2 separate regions of the Mus musculus genome follow, and region 2 is linked to region 1. The links are chromatin loops, found by intact Hi-C in ENCODE. Cell type or tissue: heart. All regions are shown on one strand. Each heading gives the region's core, and the rest is flanking DNA. Links, peaks and the distances in the headings are about the cores only.

Region 1 (5,991 bases), core at 2,146-4,645:
AATGCCACAGCAGATTTGGGTGACCCCTTTCCTACGTGTTTCCTGGGTGATGAGTGGAGACCAGACACAGACATGCCTGGCTGCGATGGAGAGGGGATAACAGGACCTAGTTTAATGAGCAGACACTAGGGTCCGACTTTGTTATAAACACTTCCCATGCCTTGTATGATGACCCCCCCTCCCTATAGTCTTCTGCATATGACCCCGTTCTCACAGGTGAGGAACAGTCTCTGAATAACTTCCTTAGGTTCATAAAGCCACAGTGCAGGACTTTGAACTACAGCGTGGTCCAGTCCCCCTTACCACTGGGGTAGTAAAGACTGTGTATGTAATGTGCTCTCTTACCTTATTGCGTAGCGCTCTGAGCACTTATGATCCTTAAATATGGTGGTTTTGTTTCCTGAATATGGAGATGGCAGAAGCCTTAGTGTTGCCGAAGACAGGATTCATTTATGACAACCAAGATCCGCTCTGGAGAACTGCTCTCCCGTGAGACAAGAGAGGCTCCTCTCCTGCTGAATTCAGTCACTGTGCTCAGTCACACCGAGAGACAGAGAAGATGTGTCTGTCAACTCCTGCCTGGGCTTTGGGGAGAAAACTAAAGGAGCCTTTTAGGAAGAGGTCTGGCCTCAGGCCTAAGGGGTAGAGAGCTCTAAGTTCTCAGCTACTATCATGCACAGGAGTGTGGGTACCGATCCTGAGAGGGGCGCCCGCCTGCATGGATGGAGTACCGACTTTCCCACATGAAGTACAGGGGGATTGCTACTGCTCTGCTCTGCCCACTCATATCCTCAGCCATGTCAGCTCATCCTCTGATGTACCTATGGCTGTTCCCCAGGCAGTCTCAGCACCCAGTAAAAGGCTCAGTGGCTGCCGAGAACACCCTACCTATGTGCTCAACAGATTTTCCCGAAAGCATCCCCACAAACTTGTGACGTTGGCCCTCGGTAGCTCTAGCTCCTGCTCTGTGTCTTCTCTGTACAGCTGGATCAGAATGGGACTCACTGGGAGACTCCAGCTGATGGGACCATCAGCCCACAGGCAGGAGTTCTTGATCAGTTCTGTTTCAGCTTAGAGAATCGTAAGGTGGTGGTGGTCGAACCCGTCTGCCTGGGGCTGACCTTGAAGGAAGAAGTCTGCCAATAATGGAGGTTTTTAGAATCATTTAGGTGCGTGTTGGAACAATTCATTCATGCCAGGGTGTTCCTCAGGGCCAGTGGAGTAGAAGAATTTTGTGTTCAAGGTGGGTGGGGAGATGATAATTCAAGAGAGAGTTTTCTGCAGGAATCTTAGAACATAGAACATGACTGTGGGGGGGTCTTGATTCTGTAAGAGGGCAGTAGATTATTCTGCAGCTCCCACACTTACGGAACCCCCGGATCCCTGCTTGTCACATGTTCTGGGACCTTATACTTCTTCCAAGTACATGGTGGGAAAGAACCCAGGAGGTGGGCGGGCTCTCTCTGCAAAACCCAGACCCACCCCTTCCTGTTTTCTGCAACAACAGACCTCACTTCCTATGGCCTCAGTCTCCCTGTCTGTGAAATACAAATAATAATGTTCATTGCTGTATATAATGTATGCCAGCTATATCATTACATATCATTACAGCTCCCTCTAGTAAGAATATAACCCCCCCCACACACACACACACATACACATGTATGCATCCCTAAAGGTTTGATCCTTTTGAACTAGGAAAATGATACTGAGGTCTTAACCTGGGGGAATTCTCAACAGTTTCCAGCTTTAACAACCTGTGTAGTCATCGTGGCCACAGAGTCATCACTAAGATTGAAATGTTGACTTTGACTAAAGGGGAAAGACCAGTGGGAAGAAAGATTCTGTTATCCAACCAGTTTGAGCAAGTTGAAGTAGAAAATGTCAAGTTATGATACTGTGTGACAGGAGACAGCAAACATTTAAAACCCAGGTGTCTTAGATAATGCTGCGACAGGCAGAAGATGGTGGGTCATCCTTGTCTAGGAAGGCTGAGGAGAAAGCCACATGAGCAGGGGCTCACATAAAGAAGGCAACAGTTCCTTTATTCAAAGCAGTGATACAGAGCATGCATTGGGTGAAAGGGACACTTCTGTATTCTGCTGGTTCACAGGCAAACAGGGCTGGATTGTAAACAGGCTAATGAAAAACAACCTGTGGAATCCCGGAGAACTCAAGAGTTAGGTCAGCAGTCTCAGATTGGAAGGCATGTCTTCAGGGCTGGGCTGGAGCTCCATGGAGCACAGTGTGTGTGTGTGTGTGTGTGTGTGTGTGTGTGTGTGTGTGTGTGTGTGTGTGTGTGTGTACACGCCTGTACATGCATGGGCACGCACTCAACACAGGAGGGACTCAGGGAAGCTGCGAATGAGTGATCCCCACCATGTAGAAACGGGATGCTTAGCTGCCTGCCCCTCCACACACAGACCCTTGGTGATCACAGACAGTGACTACTGCAAATTCCTCATGCCAGTCGCCCTCCCTTACTGGCCGTCCCCCTTTTCCACACCCCCTCCAATGGTCCAGAGCTCGTGGTCTTAGTAACAGAGGACTTCTGACTGTAATCCTAGCGCGTCACTTTGTTGAAGGCAAACACGTGGTTTGGGGAGCACATATAAAACTCTGCTCCGGGCAGAATCGTGATGTTATCTGCTGGCAGCAGGTTTGCTCGGAGCAGAGCTGCTGAAACTGCCGGCAGGAGAGCGAGTGGGAGAGAAAGAGAGAAGGCGCTGAGAGCTGAGCTCTGGGGCAGGCGTCAGGGATGGAGAGAAGTATTAGGGTTTAAAGAGCCATTCTGGAGCAACCCATCTGCGGAGAGAAGGATCGGCAGAGGTCTATTTTAGGGTCGCAAGTACCTACTTACCCTAAGCGAGAAAGTGCAACCTTGGTGGAAGCTAGGAGAAGCTAGGGAAGGGTGCGAGTCCCGGGGCAGCCCGCAGCCAACGCGCCCAGGAGGCGGTGTTGTTCCACAGGGGTTAAGGAGGTGGCCGATCGCTGTCGCCCTTGGCCGCCTGGAGCAAGAAAAGGAGGATCTGAAGGACCGAGCTGGAGGCTGGCCCTCTTTGCAGGCAGCAGCGGCGGCTGCAACGTGGAGCGACCCAGCCGGGTGTAGGCCACAGCGCGGCCGGCAGGAGCGGGATCCTCGCCGCCTGCTCCGGCCTCTGTGGATCTCCGGGGCGGACAGTATCCCACCGAGTCTCCGAGTGAGCCGCTCCGGGGCGCATCTGCCTCCCCGCGGCTCGCCAGGCTCGCCCTCGGCGCGCGCGCACGCACGCGCGCACACGCGCACACATCCACACGCACACTCATCCACACACGTGTGGAAGGCAGGGCCGAGCCGCTCGGTCTTTGAACTTCTCAGTTAGAGCCCGGCGCAGCCCCGGCCGCCGCTCAGCGCTCCCCGCGGCCCTGCGTGCCTCCTGCCAGCCCCCGGACCTTCTCGTCTCGTCCCTTTTGGCCGGAGGATCGGAGTTCAGATCAGCCACTCCGCACCGAGCCTGACACACTGAACTCCATTTCTTCCTCTTAAGTTTATTTCTACTTCAGAGCCACTCACCCTCTCCCTTCCAGGAGAAAAAAAAAACAAACCTTTCTTACTCCTTAAAGTGAGAGATTCCCCCCCCACCCCGCCCCAGCATCGCATATTAATATCTCCACGTTGGGAACGCGTTGCATTTTCTTTTTTAAAGGAATCCCAGCCAGGGACGTTTTTCTATTGGGCATTAACTTTCGACTGCTTTGCAAAAGTTTCGTATTAAAAACAACTCTACCTGACCGCTCTGAGAATTACTAGTTTCTTTTTTATATATATTTTTTCTTACTTTAAATAACAACATCAACGTTTCTTCCTTTTAAAAACATGCACTACTGTGTGCTGAGCACCTTTTTGCTCCTGCATCTGGTCCCGGTGGCGCTCAGTCTGTCTACCTGCAGCACCCTCGACATGGATCAGTTTATGCGCAAGAGGATCGAGGCCATCCGCGGGCAGATCCTGAGCAAGCTGAAGCTCACCAGCCCCCCGGAAGACTATCCGGAGCCGGATGAGGTCCCCCCGGAGGTGATTTCCATCTACAACAGTACCAGGGACTTACTGCAGGAGAAGGCAAGCCGGAGGGCAGCCGCCTGCGAGCGCGAGCGGAGCGACGAGGAGTACTACGCCAAGGAGGTTTATAAAATCGACATGCCGTCCCACCTCCCCTCCGAAAGTAAGTACAGTTTCCGTGGTTTTCGACTTTTCCATCCCCGAGTCTAAGGTTGGCCCGGAGCTCCTCAGATCCACAGCAGCCTTAGGCGTTCGCCCTTTCCTCTCCCAGTCCCCGGGTCCTGATCGCTTCGTTTCCGTTCTGTCCTTCGTCCCTTCCACTGCCTTTCCAGTCGTGGGATGGAGAGGGATCCACAGGCTTGCAAACCTTCAACTTCTGTTTTATTTATTTATTTCTCCATAACTCCCTACCCACAAATGCCCCAGACCTTTTAAAAGATGTTTGCATTTCTCCTCTCCCCTGGTCTACCAACTAGCAAATCAGCTCCCTTCTGTCAAAAGAAAAGCGCTTCCCGGGATGACTTATGCTAAGAGACCAAGGTAGACTTTGTTTTCTTTGCCGGGTTGGCATGCAGTGGGGGTGGGGGTGTCCTCCAACTGGTACACAAAGAGTTAAAAAAAGTGCTTCCAAACTAGCCTTCTCAAAGGCGCCCCCCTTCCCTGCTGACCTATCTGGGGACTCCCCAAACCTTTGCTATTGTCTCTCACTCCCCTAAGAATGTCAGCATCAGCAACACCAAGCTGGATTTCGGGCGCACGGGGTGGGGGTCACTCAAAACCCTTAAATCCTCCGGGGGGTCATTTATTGCTCTCTCTGGGTGTTTTTACTCTCAGTCTTCTTGCAGAGCCGCATTGCCAAGTCCCCTTTTGACCTCACGTGGACAGTTAGAAAGAATAAATAAGGTTCTAACTGGGCTCAACTAGGTTTCACTTCCCGTTTTTTCTAGGTAGTCCTCGCTAGCCTGGGAGCAGGTCGTTTTTTCTTAGGGGGATTCTCCATGATCTTTTTCAACCTTGAACTCTGTGTCCCGGCACTTTCACAAGCAGCAGGGTCTTCTGTGTGTTCTGAAATCGAAGATGGGAAAGACAGCTATTTAAAAAAAAATATATATATATATATATTTCCCCGTTTCGCTGGGAGCAATAGCTTCAGAAACAGCTGGCATACAGTAGCAGCGATTTATTGTGGAGCCTTGTGGGGGAAGGGGAGAGTACAGTTAGTGTAGATTTGTTTCAGAGTTCTTTAAAAAGGGGGTGGGGAGGGAGGGAGGGAGGGAGGGAGGGAGAGAGAGAGAGAGAGAGAGAGAGAGAGAGAGAGAGAGAGAGAGAATTTTGCAGCAGCAACAGCACTGAGTGATACCTGAGAGGGTTAAGCACCAGGAAGAAACACTAAAAGAAAGAGAAAAAAAAAAAACTTCAGCATCCCTGTGTTCCAAGTCCCTGTCGTAAACTTCTCATTGGCTGCTCTGTTCTCTCCTCCCCTTTCATGCCCTATATCCTTGCTGGCTGCCTTTGTGAAGTCTCTGTGTCTTGCCTAAATAGATAACGCAGCCATCTTGGTAATTTTATCCCAGAAGTCAGAATTGCAGGGAGGTGCTTTTCTCTCCTAATATTTATTTTTAGTTTGACGAGCCATAGCTGTCTGACTTGCCGCGTCTTGCACTTGGTGCCCTCAGAGCGTTGGTCTACCCATGTGTCTAACCACACTCTTTCTGGTCACTTCTCTTACCCTGTAGTGTTCTCTTGTTGTTTAGTGCCGTAACAGATGCAGGGAACCCTGGCCAGCAGGACGGTTTTATTATTATAGTTACGGCCCTATCCACTACAGTGGATGCGTACAGTCCGCCCTGTTTATTGCTCCTGGGAAATAAGGATTTCTATCTGGGGTGGAGCCACAGTGATGCTAGGGAAGGGAGTTCATTGTAATTAGTCCAGAGCCACTGGGGCTGAGG
Region 2 (4,414 bases), core at 971-3,470, 73 kb after region 1:
TATCACAGTATCAGATAATTATATAATAGTCAATTTATATATGATTACTTTAACAATGAAAATGAGGTTTTGTTCTGGGTAGTATCCCTAAGTATTAATTATATGAAAATGAGTAAGCTATATACTGTTACTCAATAGCACAGAAAAGATGCAAATTACCATATGACGATACACTAATACAGGAAACCTACTAGGAGAAAAATTCAAAGCAGAACGGTGCATTCTGGTCATACTCTGAACTGTTGTCCAACAAGGGGGGCGAGCGGGTGAAGTCTTTCCTCTATGGTTTTGTCCTTCTTATTCCATACTGCACACATTTTGCCCTTTATTCTTAGTTGGATAAGTTGTATCTTAATCATCCAAGACAGGCTCTTATCCCTAGAGACTCAACGGATGCTACGCTGTGTCTTCATTATTTATGTCAGCCTCCACTACATATGCATTCTGCAGCATCAAGATTTATTATGATCTTGTTCGAAGATTTTTTTGCTTGATTATTGAATTCTTTCTACTTTATGAAAAAGGGTCGTGACCCCACAGTTCCACTCTGACTGTCATAACAAAGTGGGAAAATGGCTCTAGGGTGGGGAGGGCTTTGAATCCTTTCTGATTTTCCATTTGCTTAATCTACTTTACAGGAATCTTTGGAGGATTAAATTAAACTAAGTAGTGTGTGTTAAGCCCAGAGCCCATTGTACTCAGCCTTCAAGTCACAGGCATTCATTTTCTTTAACTGGTAAAAAGAACCTCTTGCCTATTGCAGGATCGTGATTGCCCCACATTCTTCCCCTTAGTTGGTTCGTCCATGGGGGCAAGCCTGGAGGGCGAGTTTGTCTAAAGTTCACGAGGACACCCGAGCACATAAATGTATAGATGGGGTTTCTTTCTTCCCTGCCCTTTCTTTCCCTTCCTCTCCCTCTTTCCTTCCCTTCCCTTCTTTCTAATTTTTTCTTCTCTTCTCCATCCTTCCCTCCCCTCTTCTTTATTGCTTTATTTCCCTTTATAGATTTTTTTCTCCTTCCTTCCTTCCTTCCTTCCTTTCTCCCTCCCTCCCTCCCTCCCTCCCTCCCTCCCTCCCTCCCTTCCTTCCTTCCTTCCTTCCTTCCTTCCTTCCTCTTTCCTTCTTTCTTTGTTTCTCCCTCCTCCCTTCTTAATCTTCCCTCCATCCTTCCCTCCCTCCCTCCCTCCTTCCTCCTCCCCTCCCTCCATCCTTCCTTCTTTTCTTCTTTTGGTATGTTGGGGCTCTAACTCAGGGCCTTGTGGATGCTAGGTAAGCCCTCCCCCTGTAAGCTACTGCCCCAGCTCTTGCTACTTTCTTCACCATACTTTATCAATTCTGGGGTTGAATCTACACTAACCCCAAATATTCTGGAAGCATTTATTCCCATGTTACCCGAAACAAATTGTGGCTGTGGGGGGAAATGCACAACCAACTAGTTGGAAGGTAACGTGTTTTGGTTTTATTGTTTACCAGGGAATGGATATAGATAGCTACCAGGTGTCTAGAGTAGTTGTTGACGCAGTAGAGTACTACACTTTGAAATGATGTCAAGTTGGTGGCATGGCCCCATGACCTGAAGAAGCTTATGGATTTACTAGAGGGACCAAGTATGAAACACCCTCAAAATTAGATTGAGTACTAGGAAGACATGTATAAAATACTGTGCTCTGAGCCCCTATGCACTACTGAAAGACAATCCACTGCAGTGGACTTTGGATTCGCTAGCGCCCTGGGAGACTCAGGGTCATAGTTTAGTTCACAAAACAAAGTCACAGACTTCATAGCATAAAATGGTGGGTTCTCAGAGAGCTTCTGTCAGCAAAGTAAAATAATGGTTGTCACTTTTCTTCTGATGTCAGACTTTATGGTTGTCTTTATGGATGTCATCTTTATCAGAACACACCATGAATTGAGTAGTTATAGTTTACAAAGCAAAGACCTGGTGTTATGTTCTCATGCACATGACATGGTTGTCGGGATGACAGTGCACGAGTCCAGACTCAGAGCCCAGTATCGATAATGACTCAGAATAACACGAGTGGTTAGGGTTTGGTCATGCAGCCAGCTGAGTGCTTTTTCCTGCTCTTTTTTTCTCTCTAGATCCTTAAATCCAAAGACTTAACATCTCCCACCCAGCGCTACATCGATAGCAAGGTTGTGAAAACCAGAGCGGAGGGTGAATGGCTCTCCTTCGACGTGACAGACGCTGTGCAGGAGTGGCTTCACCACAAAGGTTACAAAGAACCTTCTTTCTCTCTCCCTAAATGTGGCCCCCACAGCTTGTGAACTGTTCTCAGACATAGACATGCGTACAAATGACTCCCTAACTTAATGTTTTCCAGACAGGAACCTGGGGTTTAAAATAAGTTTACACTGCCCCTGCTGTACCTTCGTGCCGTCTAATAATTACATCATCCCGAATAAAAGCGAAGAGCTCGAGGCGAGATTTGCAGGTAACTGAAGCTTGGTTGTTACTGTGAGAATCTCTTCAGGGTAGGGGAGAAGTGTGATAAAGTCAATTTGCTTGTGAAAATCGTGTTGTTTGGTGAGGTGTGGGAACTCTCATTTATTTGAGCAATGATTTCCTTAGCAGTGGATAGAAGAAAGCAGAAAGCGGGCCTGAAGAAATGGCTCAATGGTTAAGATCGGAGTTTAGTTCCTAGAACCCACACCAGAGAGCTCAAAACTGCTTACAGCGCCTGCTCCAGGGCAATCTGCTGACTTCTGACTTCCTGTGGCACCTGTACTCAAGTGCACACACCAACGCACATACATAGTTAAGAAATAAAATAACGGCATTTTCTTTTAAGGAGGAAGGGTTGGGAGAAAAGAATAGACTCCAATTTTTCACTGCTTCATACCTAGTGATGAACCTAGCTAGTTAACCCTGTGAACTAGCAGCCAGTTAAGTCTGTTTTTCTTCACTTAAGCGAATCAACTTGCCATCTGCCGAGATGAGTAGGCAGCAAGGATTCCAGAGAATTCATTTCTAAGCAAAACTTCAAGCATCAACAAATACATTTCACTCAAGAAGAGTGTTGCCTCACTCCTCAGCTTCTGTAACTCACCCTCTAGGTGTGGGGACATACTGCCTTTAGCTAGCTTGTACCCGTCATTGCGAGTGCCTTCCCTTCCAGATTTCTGTAGCAGCTAGAAGCACAGACTGAGACCTCTATTTCCCCTGCTCATCTTTAAGTTGAACTCATCAAAACCCAGAGTGAATAAAGATGCTGAGGGTCCAAGTCACTTGGCTTATTAGGCAGTGAGTTGTTGGTTGGCGAGGTGAAAGAGAAGTCCCTGCCCACACACTGCTGTGGCATCTGCCTACGTCCCCTCATGACCCCACCTGGGACCTCCATCCACTTTAAAAATCCTCAGTGCCCCCTTGGTCATGGAAAAACACTCCCAGAGGTGTAGAGATTTATTTCGGTCTCTAGACCAGCCACGATTCTCCTGAGTGGAGATTAAATGCTTAAACTGGCAGCCTCTCGAGCATGCTGTGGGGAGCTCGGATTTCTAAATCTCAGATGGAATCAGAAAAGTGTGGAGGATGCCATAAAATAAATGAAAAAGCTCTTTCTGCACAGCTTCCCAAAATAGCATTAGGTAAGGGTGACTCCTGTTTCACCTAAACCCAGTCCATGGCCGTTCAGCTAAGCCTCAGTTTATGCTCATTAGGGAAGTCTTCTGAGTAGAGCAGTCTCAGGAAGAGAGGGAACCAGCGGGCGACAAGGCATGCTCTATGGCCGTGTGTTCTGTTGCTGAGAGCTCGCACACAGCCCACACTGAAGATGGACTAAAATAAACTGCCTAGCTTGCCCTTGGACCATAGGTCAAAGACTTCTTGTGTAGTGACTTTTCCCAGTAGCAGTCCTGTCTTCAACACAGCACCACCTTTGGACAAGAGGCCCATTTAGATGTGTTCCTTGTCATTTGTGGGCAGCCCGTTGTGCCATATCTGCTGCTGTGGGGAATGGTGGTAGCCAGTTAATGAGGCTGTGGTAGTCGTCGCTGCCGTTTGTGACCATATACAGGGGTGGAGGGACTATATTATAAAAATATTGCTGCTTATGTTTGATAAAGGTAAAGCTAAATGTTTATTACCCAAATGCATTTTTTCAAGGTATTGATGGCACCTCTACATATGCCAGTGGTGATCAGAAAACTATAAAGTCCACTAGGAAAAAAACCAGTGGGAAGACCCCACATCTCCTGCTAATGTTGTTGCCCTCCTACAGACTGGAGTCACAACAGTCCAGCCGGCGGAAGAAGCGCGCTTTGGATGCTGCCTACTGCTTTAGGTAAAGGAGTGAAAATAAAAACCCGTGTCTGAGTCTGCTGGCTCTCGCCTTGCCTTTGCTTTCTCTTCCGTACATTATTGACCTGAGCTGAAGTCACTGCTTACGGCCAGGT

Evidence for each region. Peaks named below come from ENCODE experiments on the same cell type or tissue, not always from the same donor. Only the 100,000 strongest peaks of a DNase experiment are listed, where the experiment ranks them.
Region 2: it touches region 1 in a loop (2.3-fold over the local background); 3 of 42 quality-filtered maps call a loop at or near these places.

Annotation. Positions count from the first base shown.
Region 1 is chr1:186,702,640-186,708,630 of GRCm38, reverse strand. Tgfb2 (transforming growth factor, beta 2) reads left to right here and starts at 2,642. Exons shown (of 7, transcript NM_009367.4): 1 at 2,642-4,202. The coding sequence starts at 3,857. It overlaps Gm35655 (a long non-coding RNA gene), which reads right to left. Exons shown (of 2, transcript XR_373811.4): 1 at 5,400-5,991; 2 at 4,828-5,104. In heart, for the core only: CTCF peaks have their summits at 3,119 and 4,114; DNase peaks (open chromatin) are centred at 2,550, 3,190 and 4,090; H3K4me3 peaks cover 2,500 bases; H3K27ac peaks cover 2,500 bases.
Region 2 is chr1:186,630,498-186,634,911 of GRCm38, reverse strand. It overlaps Tgfb2 (transforming growth factor, beta 2), which reads left to right. Exons shown (of 7, transcript NM_009367.4): 3 at 2,102-2,234; 4 at 2,344-2,454; 5 at 4,125-4,302. Among named protein-coding and RNA genes, the nearest start is that of Gm26169, 44 kb to the left of the region's middle. In heart, for the core only: no CTCF peak of the experiment used is centred there; no DNase peak of the experiment used is centred there; H3K27ac peaks cover 653 bases.